Linked DNA regions of Homo sapiens: region 2 is linked to region 1. Evidence: read pairs that join two places in POLR2A ChIA-PET (ENCODE). Cell type or tissue: PC-9. All regions are shown on one strand.

What was found. ChIA-PET counts read pairs that join two places held together with the same protein. Peaks named below come from ENCODE experiments on the same cell type or tissue, not always from the same donor. Only the 100,000 strongest peaks of a DNase experiment are listed, where the experiment ranks them.
Region 2: POLR2A ChIA-PET joins it to region 1 with 11 read pairs; 2 of 35 experiments call an interaction of 5 or more read pairs at or near these places.

Annotation. Positions count from the first base shown.
Region 1 is chr5:133,059,864-133,067,863 of GRCh38, reverse strand. It overlaps HSPA4 (heat shock protein family A (Hsp70) member 4), which reads right to left. Exons shown (of 19, transcript NM_002154.4): 2 at 2,827-2,884; 3 at 307-447. Among named protein-coding and RNA genes, the nearest start is that of HSPA4, 12 kb to the right of the region's middle. In PC-9, no CTCF peak of the experiment used is centred here; DNase peaks (open chromatin) are centred at 2,173 and 3,643; H3K27ac peaks cover 3,028 bases.
Region 2 is chr5:134,027,888-134,035,887 of GRCh38, reverse strand. It overlaps a transcript of VDAC1 not described here. Among named protein-coding and RNA genes, the nearest start is that of VDAC1, 27 kb to the right of the region's middle. RefSeq lists an enhancer at 5,128-5,227. In PC-9, no CTCF peak of the experiment used is centred here; DNase peaks (open chromatin) are centred at 3,687, 5,957 and 6,537; H3K27ac peaks cover 4,993 bases.

The sequences.
Region 1 (8,000 bases):
GTCATTCCCTAAAATCATGCTAAAAAGCCCACTGCATCAGTGAGCAAAACAAGCAGCAATGGCAGTATTAACTTCAAACCATCACTACCCAGGTCTCCAACCCATATTAAGAGCACCACTCATGGCTCCCAACCAACATCCAGATCATTCAAAAATTGTCAAATAGTCTTTACTAGAAAAAAGCTTTCCCTAAGCAACTGTAAGCATTTTCATTGCAATCTGACATCAGAAAAGTACAGATAGATATTGAACTGATAAAATATAATAATGCATTTTAATTAAAAGGCATTAACCTGACAACCTTACCTTTATACCTGTTAATCCTGTAGGCAACTGCACAATATCATATGCAAGGTTAGATTTTTCTGCCTCCACAAATGGATCAGAGAATGCTCGGCCATGGAATCTTTTAAATCCTTGGACTGTGTTCTTTGCATTAGAAATTACCTAAGAGAAAGAATATCAAAGAGTGGAAAGACTACTACTAATTTTTTTTTTATTTCAACAGCCTCAGATTAAATTAGCAACATTTTAACTTTATATAGAGTCTCCTTCTTGGTTTTGGTTTCTTCAGACCCTAAACTTTTCTAAATGGTGCCCACTAGCATGCGAAGTGAGGGAGGAGGGATTTGCATGGGTCTCAGAGTGGCAGGGCTAAAAATAGAGCCCTGCTCTTCCTATATCCCATGAAGTCAGGTCATTATACTTGCATAAGTATTTTCTGTTCTTAAACTTCTAATAAACATTTACATAAAATAACTTTTAGCCTTTAAAAATTGCCCATAGTTTATGGTTGAAAGTTTCCAGGAACCAACTCAGCAATACATAAATTGATTTAGAAATTCTAGTTAAGGCCGGGTGTCATGGCTCACGCCTGTAATCCCAGCACTTTGAAAGAAGCCAGGGCCTCATTTGAGGTCAGGAGCTCGAGACCAGCCTGACCAACATGGTGAAACGCTGTCTCTACTAAAAATACAAAAAATTAGCCAGGCATGGTGGTGCGCACCTGTAACCCCAGCTACTCAGGAGGCTGAGGCATGAGAATCATTTGAACCTGGGAGGTGGAGGTTGCGCTGACAGGGCCACTGCACTCTCAAAAACTGCACTCTCAAAAAAAAAAAAAAAAAGAAAAAAGAAAAGAAAAAAAATTCCAGTGAAACAAATTTCTCATAAAGGGGAAAAAAAAAATCATACTAAGTACACAAAAATGAACACAAAAGGATATTGGGAGAGTATTATTTGTAGTAGCAGACGCCTAGAAACAGCCTAAATGGTTAATAACAGGGAAATGCTTAAATTATGGGCTATTCATACAATGAAATATCAACAGGTAAAGTTTTCAGAAGGTGGTAAGACAAATGTCTATATGATTTTTGGATAATGGTTGAACAGGTGACTTACACTTTTTTATCTATGTTTTCTAATTCTTCTAGAATAAACTATCACAATTTATGAGGGGAAAATGCTGACAAAAATATTCAAAAAATTCCAGAATGACCTTCTGCTTAAGATTTACAGGCTGCTCCTCCCAATGCAGGAGATGTAGTAAGCTCCTGTATCAACTAGATGAAAGGGAACACACAGAAGTCCTTTTATGAAACAGATGAGGCCACCCAAATCATGCCTTCCTCGAGCAAGCTGCCAAACAGAAACTCTGTAACACAATAACTGTATCAACCTAGAACTGGGCAGCCAGTTTAGTATAGTAACTGTCTCTCAATCATGAAAAGCAGGTTTAAAAAACAGGAGCGATTTGCTCAAATTTTAGAAGGAAGAGATTTCAAAATGGCCCAATATTTTCTACCTGCTGTCTCCTAAAAGATCTCGAACACTGTGAAAATGAACTATAAAACATCCAACTTAATTAAAAACCAATTGGCCAAGCACCACTTTTTTAGGCTAATAAATTTTAGGCCCTGCCCCATTCAAAAACAGATTCACCCTATAGGGTTGCTCCAGGCTGAACCATAAGAAGGTCAAACATGCAACTCCTTAATTTTACAGATATCTCAGACACTTAGAATAACAGAACTCTTGGGGTTCTGCTGCTCTGGTTATTCAGAAACCAGCAACTACGTCAGGTTCCTGGTTTACAGAGTAAACTAAAAGCAAGTCCTTTAATGTATTTCTAGAGGTATGCTTTCCTTCCTTGAGAAACTTGTTTAACAAGATCAACACTTACCTTATATATGAGTAAGATGAAAGGCCCAACAAGACAGACTTAAGGAGCATGTAAAATATCAAGGAACAAGCAAGCCTTGCTTAACAAGATCTGGACAAAATACACCCTGGCAGTTTGCATTAAACAGATTATACTGCTAATGCTATTTTAAGGCCAGGTGCTTCTCACTGAAGCAGTGGTTCCTGGGTATCTGCAGGGGACTGATTCCAGGGCACTCCTTGAATTAGACCAAAATCCACAGATGCTCAAGTCCCTTAGACAAAATGACATAGTATTGGCCTATAACCTATGCACATCCTCCTGTATACCTGAAGTTGTCTCTAGATTACTTATAACACCTAATACAATGTAAATGCTATGTAAGTAGTTGTTACACTGGATTGTTTTCATTTGTATTTTTTATTGTTCCAGTGTTGTATTTTTTCCCAAAAATATTTTTGATCCACAGTTGTTTGAATCTACAGATGCAGAACCCATGGAATTCTGAGGGCTGACTGTACATGGGAACAGAGAAGAGGTCTGTATCTGCCAGTTGTATTCCCAAGGCCTACCAGTGTTAGGCACATAATGGGCATTCAACTACTTGCTGAACACATGGATGAAGAGGAGAAATAAGTCATTTTAGGAAAAAAATGAAACTTTACCTGGCTTTTAGCTGCTGCTCCAATTGAACGATTCTTAGGACCAAAAGAAATGCAAGCCCTAGAAGACAAAAAAAGCACTTAAGAATTAAATCTTACTACAATAATAAATCCAAAAGCATAGCAGGCAAGATCTGAGTATCAGCTAAAATGCCATATATTTTAATGGTACAAATCTATGATTTTGACCTTTCTATTGAGTAAATCTGTCCATGGAACAGGTTGCCTCTTACAACTGAGTCCTGTCATTTACATGCTGGAGCACAGATCTGATGTGATAACTACCTGTCTAGAATACTAGAGAGGTGGGCTAGACAGTCTCTACCATCCTCTAATTACTTTTCAAGTCTCCTGTTCAAAATCCCAGTATAAAATAATGTACCCTCACATCAATGTATCAATTAACATTTTTAAGACAGCTCACAACTTCACCAAGAATATAGTCTACAAACCCTGAAAACAACTCTCGCCCTATTAAATAAGTAAAAAAGTAATTTTTCTACAACTAGTTTCCAGGCACTCAATTTTTTTTTTTTTCCAAGAGTCTCACTCTGTTGCCTAGGCAGGACTGCAGTGGCCCTATCTCAGCTCACTGCAACCTCCGCCTCCCAGGTTCAAGTGATTTTCATGCCTCAGCCTCCCAAGTAGCTGGGATTACAGGCATGCACCATCACGCCCAGCTAATTTTTGTATTTTTAGTAGAGATGGAGTTTCACCATGTTGGTCAGGCTGGTATCGAACTCCTGACCTCAGATGATTCACCCACCTTGGACTCCCAAAATGCTGACGTTATAGGCGTGAGCCACCGCACCTGGCCAGGACTCAGAATTTCTGACAAGGAACTTTAACCCCACTTCTGAACATTCTTCTAAATCACCAATTCATACACAATCTCCTGATTTAATCCATTTACTGCTTCTTTTAGAAAGGCGAAACTGAAACCTGCTTGAAGGTTAAATAAAAACTCTGTGCTTACGCTTAAAAAGTGCAGTGGCTCACGCCTGTAATCCCAGCACTTTGGCGGGCTGAGGCAGGCGGATCACCTGAGGTCAGGAGTTCGAGACTAGCCAGGCCAACATGGTGAAACCCTGTCCCTACTAAAAATACAAAAAGTAGCTGGGCGTGGTGGCATGTGCCTGTAATCCCACCTACTCAAGAGGCTGAGGCAGGAGAATTGCTTGAACCAAGGAGTCGGAGGTTGCAGTGAGCCGAGATTGTGCCACTGCACTCCAGCCTGGCAACAGAGCAAGACCCTATCTCAAAAACAAAACAAACAAAAAAGGGCATTAATAAGTATAAGTAAATTTTGGCCGAGCGTGGTGGCTCATGCCTGTAATTCCAGCACTTTGGGGGGCCGAGGCGGGCAGATCACCTGAGGTCTGGAGTTCGAGACCAGCCACGCCCACATGATCAAACCCCGTCTCTACTAAAAATACAAAAAAATTAGCTGGGCATGGTGGCGGGCGCCTATAATCCCAGCTACTCAGGAGGCTGAGGCAGGAGAATCACTTGAACCTGGGAGACGGAGGTTGCAGTGAGCCAAGATCGCACCACTGCACTCCAGCCTGGGCAACAACAGCGAGACTCCGTCTCAAAAACAAAACAAAAAAAAGAGTAAATTTGGCTGGGCGCAGTGGCTCAAGCCTGTAATCCCAACGTTTTGGGAGGCCAAAGCAAGTGGATCATTTGAGTACAGGAATTCAAGACCAGCCTGGGCAGCATGGCGAAACCCTGTCTCTATAAAAAAAAAATACAAAAAAATTAGCTGGGCATGGTGGTGAGCACCTGTAATCCCAGCTATGGGGCAGTCACGGGGTGGGGGTGGCTGAGGCAGGAGGATCACCTGAACCCAGGAGCCTGAGGCTGCAGTAAGCTGTGATCATGCTATTGCACTCCAGCCTGGGGAAGAGAGCAAGCAAGACCCTGCCTTAAAAAAAAAAGATAGTAAATAAATTTATCCAGGGTCATGCAACCTGAAAGCAATGAAGTCAGGACTCTAGGTGATGTCTGAAGCTTTGACTCTCATCCTCCCTGAACTCCTAATTCTTCCAAGTCAACAGAGTAAATAAGAGCTCTGGAACCATACTGCCTTGGTCCAAATCTGACTAAATTAGATGAACTACTGATTTGGTAGAAACATAAACTTAAGAGCCCTGTGGAAACTGGCAGAATGCTGGGCCTCCCTGGGCTTCAGTGGTCCTTCACAACCAATGGCTAAGAACCCCTGTAAGCCAATCTCCCAGGGCAGCCACAGGAAGCCATGACTTCTATTAAATGACAGGAAGAACAAACATGGTACACCCTAGGACCTCATCAGAATTCCTCCAAATCCTAAGCTTTTGGGCCTAGAAAGTGCTGGGAGTAGCCCCTCAAAAGCAAAGGTGTCAAGCTCAGCCTTTCTGCAACTATGCCACCAATCACTAAAACAAATAAAATCTCTGTTTTAGACACTAGATGCAAATAAATAAAAAAAAATCCTCACTACCACGTAAATGTCTCTCCTCTCAAAGCCCATATTACCCTTTAGGAAATTGCCCAAGGCAATCTTACCCACTTCCTCCACCTCAAAAAGGCTGCCTAGCATAAGCCTAATAATTGGCACACCTCCATCTTTCTAAATACCACCAGATCTAAATTTCTAAGGTATATCCCACCATGACCCCAATCACAACATAACTAAAAGGCAATGTTACTCATCTTCCATTGTTTCCTGCAGCCCTTTTTCAAACCTTTATCTCCTCAAAATAATTACAATCCCCAACTTTCCTGCAAATCCTGCTGAAGGGTTAATTTCCTATTCTATGTCAGTAACTCTGAAACTGTCTTGCTTCTAATTACCTTCCAAACAAAACCAACTACCAACAAATAAAACCTATATTCCTTAATATGGAACCTAAGGCCTCTCCCAACCCAATCCCATTTTCCAGCTGTATTTCATCCACACAATCAACACAAGTTGAATAAAGTATCCCAATCTTCCTGCTTTGCTTATGTCACTTTTGACGTCTGAAATGCTTAGTACCTTCACGTATTCTCTAGAAATTCCACCTATTTTGTCTGTAAAGCCTTCTCAACCCACCCCAGCCCCCAAATAAAAAGTAATCGTTTACCGGGCACGGTGGCTCACGTCTGTAATCCCAGCACTTAGGGAGGCCAAGGCAGGCAGATCACCTGAGGTCAGGAGTTCAAGATCAGCCTGGCCAACATGGCGAAACTCTGTCTCTACTAAAAATACAAAACAAAAAACAAAAAAATTAGCCAGGCGTGGTGGCACACGCCTGTAGTCCCAGCTACTCGGGAGGCTGAGGCACCAGAATCGCTTGAACCCAGGATGTGGAGGTTGTAGTGAGCCAAGATCACGCCACTGCACTCCAGCCTGGGCAAGAGAGCAAGACTCAGTCGGGTGGTGGGGAGGGGTGGTAATCCTTTTTACCTCTTAAAACTGGACTTGGTTTAATTTCTACTTAACACCAACCACAAACCGAATTACATTATCAATACTAACACATTTATTTCCCTTGCTAAAACAATGTTTTATAAGCCGTAAGTCACAACCCATGTGTGGGTCTAAAATCAATCAGGGGTTGGAAGAAGTCATGAACAGCAACTTAGAAAACACGGCCGGGCGCGGTGGCTCACACCTGTAATCCCAGCACTTTGGGAGGCCAAGGCGGGTGGATCACGAGATCAAGAAATCGAGACCATCCTGGCTAACACAGTGAAACCCCATCTCTACTAAAAATACAAAAAATTAGCCAGGCATGGTGGCGGGCGCCTGTAGTCCCAGCTACTTGGGAGGCTGAGGCAGGAGAATGGCGTGAACCCAGCAGGTGGAGCTTGCAGTGAGGAGAGATCACGTCACTGCACTCCAGCCTGGGTGACAGGGCAAGACTCCGTCTCAAAAAAAAAAAAAAAGAAAAGAAAACACATGTATGCACTGCATGTGAAAGTACTGTTGTTTAATGAAGCTTTTCAGTTGTGTGTGTGCACGTACCAAGTCTTAATGAAAAATGTAAAATCTGAGGTCTTCAGTTACAGATACATGCTGTCTAATGAAGTAGCCACTAGCCACATGTGGCTATTTAAATTTAAATTATTTAAAATTAAATAAAATTTAAAACTCAGTTCTTGCAGTCAAGGTTGCAGTGAGCTAAAATCATGCCACTACACTCCACCCTGAGTGACAGAGCGAGACCTTGTCTCAAAAAAAAAAAAAAAAAAAAAGTCCTGTTTCACCTACTGGAACTGAAATCTAGTCAGCTACCTTTAAAATTATCTATTGATGTGGGATTTTAAAAAAAAGTCCTACTTCCATTAAAAAACGACAACTGAAAACAGAATATGATCAATTTGCTGAATTGGGTCAGTATGTAAAACAGCACCAGGCGCGCTGGCTCAGGCCTGTAATCCCAACACTTTGAGAGGCCGAGGTGGGCAGATCATCTGAGGTCAGGAGTTTGAGACCAGCCTGGACAACACGGTGAAACCCGTCTCTACTAAAAATACAAAAATTAGCCAGGCATGGTGGCACGCGCCTGTAATCCCAGCTACTCAGGGGGCTGAGGCAGAAGAATCACTTGAACCGGGGAGGCAGAGATTGTAGTGAGCCGAGATTGCACCACTGCATTCCGGCCTGGGCGACAGAGCGAACTCCGTCGCAAAAAAAAAAAAGTATAACAGCACAAATTGAAGGATTTTGAAAACTAAAGGCTTACATAAAGAAACCTAATATTTAAATGATATGAATACTCAAAAAGATTAACTTGAATATTAGCGCTAGCACTAGAACATAGGTCAATGCTTCTTGGTACAAGTTTACTGTAGAAAATTAGAAAACAGACAAGTATGAAGAAAAAAATAAAAATTATATATACTTCCACAACCCTCCCCCCACCACAGAGGGCCACTATTAACATTTAGGTAAATACTCCTATGTAATCCTAATAAATCTAGTAAGTCCTAAAAAAAAAAAGTAAAACTGATATACCACAATCAGTTTGCTTCTCCTCAACAAATGCTCTGAAAAGTCTTCAATGGCTGAATTATTGAGGATTTTGACACGGAATAAGCAAGACAAGAATATTTAAAGGAAATATACCTACTACTTTCCAGTCAACAAGAACTTTCAAATCTTGCAGTCTACATCCCTGATCCCTATCCATGGCAGGAATCCTCTC
Region 2 (8,000 bases), 970 kb before region 1:
ATTTCAGGCACCTGCCACTGCGCCCGGCTAATTTTTGTAGTTTTTAGTAGAGACGGGGTTTCACCATCTTGGCCAGGCTGGTCTTGAACTCCTGACCTCATGACCCACCTGCTTCAGCCTCCCAAAGTGCTGGGATTACAGGCGTGAGCCACAAGGCCGGGCCTGGCAAATGATGATTTTCTATTTGCATTATTCCTTCTGCATTTATTAGTTGGAATTTGAAAGGAAGAGCTGTCCCTTCTCCATTTATCTAATTGATTTTTATTTCCATCAGTATGGACTTATGGACATTTATTCAGTGGGTTATCATCCTTTATTATTTATTTTGTTGCTCAAATGTTCGCTGGTGTGTTGGCTTAAGCCTGTAATCGCAGCACTTTGGGAGACCAAGGTGGGCAGATTGCTTGAGCTCAGGAGTTCAAGACCAGTCTGGGCAAAATGATGAGACCTCTTTTCTACAAAACGTATATTTTAAAAAATTAGCAGGGTTTTGTTGTGCACACGTGTAGTCCCAGCTACTTGCGAGGCTGAAGTGGGAGGATCACTTGAGCTGGTGAGGTTGAGGCTGCAGTAAGAGATGATGGCACCACTGCACTCCAGCCTGGGTAACAGAGAGAACTTGTCTCAAAAACAAAACACAACAAAAATTGTCCCAGATTTGGCTTATTACTTTGTTTAGCACATCCTTAATTCCCAGGACCGCAAGATGTGCCAGGTTCATCTTGTACTTCTCCTGCCTCAGCCCAGCGACCAGCCATTTCTCCAAGAGCCTGGTCCTTGCTATTGCAGCACAGTGCTTGGAAACCGAGATCTGGGCATTAGATGTCCTCATTGTTGGGAGTGTCGTTGCTCCTAGGCCCTCTCGGTGGACAGAGCTAGGAAGTGTATGTTCAGACAGACATATACATGCACATCTATATCCATTTCTACATGTCCCCCCTCTCTCCATCTACCATAAAAACCATGAATTTTTCTCCCTACGATCAGTTGTCAGAGGAAAACATCATGAATGTATACCGATACCTGAGATTCCAATTCAACACCACAGGGTTCATTTTAACCTTGCTCCTTTCCTTACTCGCAGCTCCTTTCCTTACTCGCAGCTCCTTTCCTCCATAGTGGAAACCTGGCTCTCACTGTCCGCCATGTTTATTCACCAGCTCGGTCCCAGCATGCACCTTGCATTAGTGTCCCAGGGCCGCACAAGTTACCACAAGCTGGGTGGCGTCAAACACAAAATTTTATTTTCTCACAACCCTCGAGACTAGCAGTACAAAATCAAAGTGCCCGAAAAGGCGTGTTTGTTTCCTGCTGCGGGCTCTGGGAGAAAACCCTATCCCGGCCTCTTCCTAGCGTCCGGCGCGTGGCATTCTGGGCTTCCCGGGCTAGTGGACGCGTCGCTTGGATCTCTGCCTCCACCTTGGCAGGGCCTGTGTCACGCATCTCCTTTCTCTCCAGAGAACACTGGTCACTGGAGCTAGGGGCCCACCCTCGTTTCAAGATCCTTTACTTAATGATAGTATCTGTGAAAATCCTGTCTCCAAAGAAGGTCACATTCACAGGCTCTAGGGGTGAGGACTTAGGCTTGTCTTTTGGGGGACACAATCTGCTCCACACAGAAAGTAGCTTCAAATTGCTAGCCGATATTCTTCTGAAAAACAAATATACTAACATATATGTGTAGAGTTCTTTTTATTTTTTTTTTTTGCGCGTGACACAGCCCTCAGGAGATCCTGAGAACATGTGCCTTGATCTTTTTGTCTTTAGTCTTACCAATGCATAATCAAATAATGCTTCCCAAAGTTACATAGATTAGCTTTTTTCTTCCCCACCTTTTTCACGTGGCTGGTTCTATTATTTATTTCTAATATATTTCGGTTCTTTTCTTTTTTTTTTGAGACGGAGTCTCGCTCTGTTGCCCAGGCTGGAGTGCGGTGGTGCGATCTCGGCTCACTGCAAGCTCCGCCTCCCGGGTTCATGCCGTTCTCCTGCCTCAGCCTCCCAAGTAGCTGGGACTACAGGCGCCTGCCACCACTCCCGGCTAATTTTTTGTATTTTTAGTAGAGACGGGGTTTCACCGTGTTAGCCAGGATGGTCTCGATCTGCTGACCTCGTGATCCGCCCGCCTTGGCCTCCCAAAGTGGTGGGATTACAGGCGTGAGCCATCGCACCCGGCCTATATTTCGACTCTTTTTTTACTTTTTTTTTTTTTTCCATTTTGGGCTCACCCACTTCCTGATTGATTTTAATTAATTAATTAATTAGTATTATTGGTACGTGAAATACTGCCATAGTTTTAAGACCCGGAAATACAAAAGTGGAGCTCCCCCAGCATGACTTCTATCCATTCACATTTCCTCATTCTTGCTATTCTATAAGCACCTGCCTGCCGCTCTAGGCCAAGAAACCTTATTTATATTTAGCTTCTCCGTGGCCGGGTGCGGTGGCTCATGCCTGTAATCCCAGCACTTTGGGAGGCCGAGGCGGGCGGATCACGAGGTTAGGAGATCGAGACCATCCTGGCCAACGTGGTGAAACCCCGTCTCTATTAAAAATATAAAAATTAGCCGGGCATGCTGGTGGGCGCCTGTAGCCCCAGCTACTTGGGAGGCTGAGGCAAGAGAACCGCTTGAACCCGGGAGGTGGAGATTGCAGTGAGCCGACATCACGCCATTGCACTCCAGCCTGGGTGACAGAGCCAGACGCCGTCTCAAAAAAAAAAAAAAAAAAAAATTAGTTTCTACTTCCTAGATTTCCTTGAGCATATACATGTATATTTTCTTTCTCTTTTTCCCTCTCCTCTCTCTCGTTTCCTCTCCTCTCCTCTCCTCTCCTCCCTTCCCGTCCCCTCCCCTCTCCTTTTTTGAGATGGGGCTCTCACTCTGCCCCCAGGCTGGAGTGCAGAGGTACAATCATAGCCTTGACTTTCTGGGCTCAAGCAATCTTCCTGTCCCAGCCTCCTGAGTAGCTGGAACTACAGGCATGTACCACTGCACCTGGCATTATTTTGTTTTATTTTGTAGAGAAAGAGTCTCACTCTGTTGCCCAGGCTGGACTTGAGCTCCTGGCCTCAAGTGATCCTCCTACCTCGGCTGCCCAAAGCATTGAGATTACAGGTGTGATCCACTGCTCCTGGCTTTATTTCTTTATATCCTCTTCTTTCTTACATGAAAAGGAGCATACCATACATACTCTTTTGTATTTTTCTCTTTCCAGTTAATATCTCTTGGGAATCAATTTGTATTCGTTTCCTCTTTCTATTTATAGCTGCATACTACTCCATTGTGGGGTCATACCGTGGCTCATTCAACCATTCTTCCATGCATGGACATTTAGATAATTTCCAGTATTCAGCAATTATAAACAATTTTGCACAGAATAATCTTGCACATGTATGCTTTGTAATGTTGGAGGTGTATCTTCAGAGTGAAATCCTAGGAGTGGGTTGGTGGGTCAAAGGTAAGTGCAGATGTGGATTTGTTAGGTAATATATTGGTTTCCTATTGCTGCTGTAACAAATTACCATACATTTATTGGCTTAAAACCACACACATTCATTGTCTTGCTGTTCTTGGGCCACAAGTCTGAAATGGTTTAACTTGACCAGAACCAAGGTTTGTCAGGGTTTGTCTGAGCCTCTAGGAGAGAATCTGTTTCCTTGCCTTTTCCAGTTTCTAGAGCTGTACTCCTTGCATTCCTTGGCTCTTAGTCTCTTCCTGTGTCTTCAAAGCCAGCAGAGTAGCTTTTTTTTTTTTTTTTTTTTGTGAGGCAGAGTCTCGCTCTGTGGCCCAGGCTGGAGTGCAGTGGCACAATCTTGGCTCACTGCAACCTCCACCTCCCGGGTTCAGGCAATTCTCGTGCCTCCCAAGTAGCTGGGACTACAGGTGCATGACACCACACCCAGCTAATTTTTTTGTTCTTTTTTTTTTTTTTTTTTGAGATGGGGTCTCGCTCTGTCACCGAGGCTGGAGTGCAGTGGTGTAATCTCGGCTCAATGCAACCTCCACCTCCCAGGTTCAAGCGATTCTCCTGCCTCAGCCTCCCAAGTAGCTGGGATTACAGGCACCTGCCACCATTCCCAGCTAATTTTTGTATTTTTAGTAGAGATGGGGTTTCGCCATGTTGGCCAGGCTGGTCTGAAACTCCTGACCTCAAGTGATCCGCCTGCCTCAGCCTCCCAAAGTGCTGGGATTATGGCATGAGCCACTGCGCCTGGCCTAATTTTTTGTATTTTAGTAGAGATGGGGTTTTGAGGCTGGTCTTGAACTCCTGAGCTCAGACAATCCACCTGCCTCGGCCTCCCAAAGTGCTAGGATTACAGGTGTGAGCCACTGTACCCGGCCCAGAGTAGCATCTTACTTTCCTGGTCACATTGCATTCTGTATAGAATCTCCTGTCTCCCTCTTATAAACAGACTTGTGATTGCATTTAGGGCCTCCTGGGATAATTTCCCTATTTCAAAATTCTTATTTTGTGTCAGCAAAGTCCCTTAAGCCATACAAGGCAGCATTCACAGATTCTGAGGATTAGGACCTGTATATCTTTGGGGGTCAGTATTTAGTCTACCACAGGTAACACATTTTTTTTTTAACTAAGTAAATTTAATCCCTGTAGACTTACTCTAAGTCTTCATTTTCCCATATATGAAAGGTAGGGATAAAACCAGGAGGTCTTCAATGTTCCTTACTGTCTAAAATCCTATGTTGGATTTAGTTCTTTCTTGATCAGCTGGAATGGACTGCAAATGGCTTCTTCCAAGGTTAATGATCCCCACACCAGGTGGTCATCCAGGACCACCTGAGGGCAAAAGTGTGAGGTCCCTGTAGTCTGTCTCATGAGTGGCAAGTGATGGTAATGGAAGTGGTAGCTGTAACATTACTGTTGTTGGGTCCCTTGGGATCCCTAGGGAAGGGGCCTTGTTCCAGCAAATCTAGGCATAATTCATGATTCTAGCACAAACAGAAAGCTGCAGAGAGGCTGGGAGCAGTGGCTCACGGCTGTAATCCCAGCACTTTGGGAGGCCAAGGTGGGCAGATCACTTGAGGTCAGGAGTTCAAGACCAGCCTGACCATCATGGTAAAACCCCTAAAAAACCCCTACTAAAAATACAAAATTAGCCAGATGTGGTGGCAGAGGCCTGTAATCCCAGATTCTCAGGAGGCTGAGGCAGGAGAATCACTTGAACCTGGGAGATGGAGGTTGCGGTGAGCTGAGATCGCTGTCACCACTGGACTCCAGCTTCCAGCTTGGGCGACAGAGTGAGACTCCATCTCAAAAAAAAAAGAAAGAAAGAAAGAAAGAATGCTGAGGGGAAAACTTTTCTACCCTTACTGAAACCTGCTGGTCTGAGCTTTCTTATTATTAGAGCTTTCAAACAGAACCTTGTGAGGAGGTGAGCTCTCTGCCACTGGAAGTTCTGAATGACTAGGAGATTTTGCAGAAGGCTCTATGCATTACTGGGGCCTCCCTGTCCAACATGATGGGCACTAGCCATATGTGCTATGTAATGCTTATTTCATATTAACATTTTTTTCTCTTTTTTTTTTTGAGATGGAGTTTCACTCTTGTTGCCCAGGCTGGAGTATAATGGCACGATCTTGCTCACCGCGGACCTCCACCTCCCAGGTTCAAGCGATTCTCCTGCCTCATCCTCCCAAGTAGCTGGGATTACAGTCAAGCACCACCACGCCCGGCTAATTTTGTGTTTTTAGTAGAGATAGGGTTTCTCCATGTTGGTCAGGCTGGTCTCAAAGTCCTGACCTCAGGTGATCCACCAGCCTCAGCCTCCCAAAGTGCTGGGATTACAGGTGTGAGCCACCGTGCCCGGCCTTTTTCCTTTTTCTATTGAAATAATTATAGATTTCCAGGAAGTTGCAAAAAGTAGTTGAGAGAGGTCTCACGTACCTGTCACCCAGTTTTCCCAAGGGGTTACATTTTACATTACTGTAGCGCAATATCAAAACCAGGAAGTTGATGTTAGTACAATGTGTGTGTATAGTTCTGTGCCATTTTCTCACATGTGTAGATTTATGTAACTACCACCTAATCGTGATACAGAACTATCCCAGCATCTCAAAGACCTCCCACAGGCTATCCTTTTATAGTCACTCCCACCGCCCTTTTCCCACCATCCCTAACCCTTGGTAACCACTAATCTGTTTTCTATCTCCCTACTTTTGTCATTTCAAGAATGTTACATAAATGGAATCCTACACATGTGCTATTTAAATGTCAAGTTTAATTTATTAAAATTAAATCAAATTAAAAAGTTAGTTCCTCAGTCATATCAGCCACATTTTGAATGCTCAATAGCCACGTTTGCCTAGTGACCATCAAATTGCACAGCACAGATGCACGGCTGTTCTATCATTGCAGAAAGTTCTATTGGAAAGTGCTGCTTTAGGGAATAAGACCAGATCTGTGGTTCACAAATGCTGATTCATAAGCCCAATTACCCAACAGTGTGACAAAATACAGATTCCTGAGTGTATTACTTATATATTGTGGCATAATAAATTACCCCAAAGTGCAGTGGCTTAAAACAATGATCAACCTTTATTACCCCACATATTTTCTGTAGGTCAGGAGTTCTTGGGTGACTCAGCTGTGCTGTTAGGCACAGAGTCTCTCATGAAGCTGCAATCAAGAGGTTGGTCAGGGGCAGCCATCTGAAGGCTTCGCTGGGGCAGAAGGAGCCTCCTCCAAGGTGGCTCACTCACATGGCTGGCCAGTTGGTGCTAGATGTTAGATGGGCACCCACTTCTGTTTGCCTAGGACTAAGAGGTTCCCTAGGATGTGGGACTTTCAGTGTGAAAACTGGAACTGTCCTAGACAAACCAGAACGATTGGTCACCCTACTGCTGCTAGGAGGGCTCAGTTCCACCCAACATGGGCCTCTTCCAGGGCTGCTTGAGTGTCCTTATGACATGGCCGCCATCTTTTCCTAGGATGAGGGATCCAGGAGAGTGCTGTGGTCCACATTCAAGGACAGGGGAATTAGCAACTGCCTTCTGAAGGGAGGATTGTCAAAGAATATGTGGACATATTTTAAACCTTCCATACTGTCCCATCTGATTGGGCAGATGATACAGGGCCTAGGAATCTGTACTTGGCTGAGGGATCAATGATCCCTGATGTACAGTCACATTTGCCTACCAGTGGTTTGGCTGGCCGCAAGGTCCCTTCCCACTGTGAAATGACGGTCATCCCACCTACCTCAGGAGGCATTCACGGGAGGGAAGGAGGAGGAAGAGCAATGCCAGGCCAGAGGAATTAGTGAGCTGAGCATTGTTAGATGACTGGATGTTCCCTCCCACAGAAGAAATGAACAACAGTTAGAGAACCATTTAGAAAATCCTCAGTGCAATGAAACATTGAACACTGTTATAAATGATGATCACCAAGCCTACATAGCAACATGGAAGAAAAAACTCACAATACAAAATACACACTCAGGGCAGGGTGCAGTGGCTCACACCTGTAATCCCAGCACTTTGGGAGGCCAAGGCAGGCGAATCACCTGAGGTCAGGAGTTCGAGACCAGCCTGGCCAACATGGTGAAACCCTGTCCCTACTAAAAAGACAAAAATTAGCCAGGCATGGTGGCGGGTCCCTGTACTCCCAGCTACTTGGGAGGTGGGGGCAGGAGAATTGCTTGAACCTGGAAGGTGGAGGTTGCAGTGAGCCGAGATGGCACCACTGCACTCCAGCCTGGGCAACAGAGTGAGACTCTGTCTCTAAATAAATAAATAAATAAATATATAAATGTATACACACACTCAAAGGATGGCTAAAATGCTATAGAAATACCTGGACATGGCCAGGCACAGTGGCTCATGCCTGTAATCTCAGCACTTTGGGAGGCCAAGGCAGGCAGATCACCTGAGGTCAGGAGTTTGAGAGCAGCCTGGTCAACATGGTGAAACCCTGTCTGTACTAAAAATACAAAAATTAGCAGGGTATGGTGGTGGGCGCCTGTAATCCCAGCTACTTGGGAGACT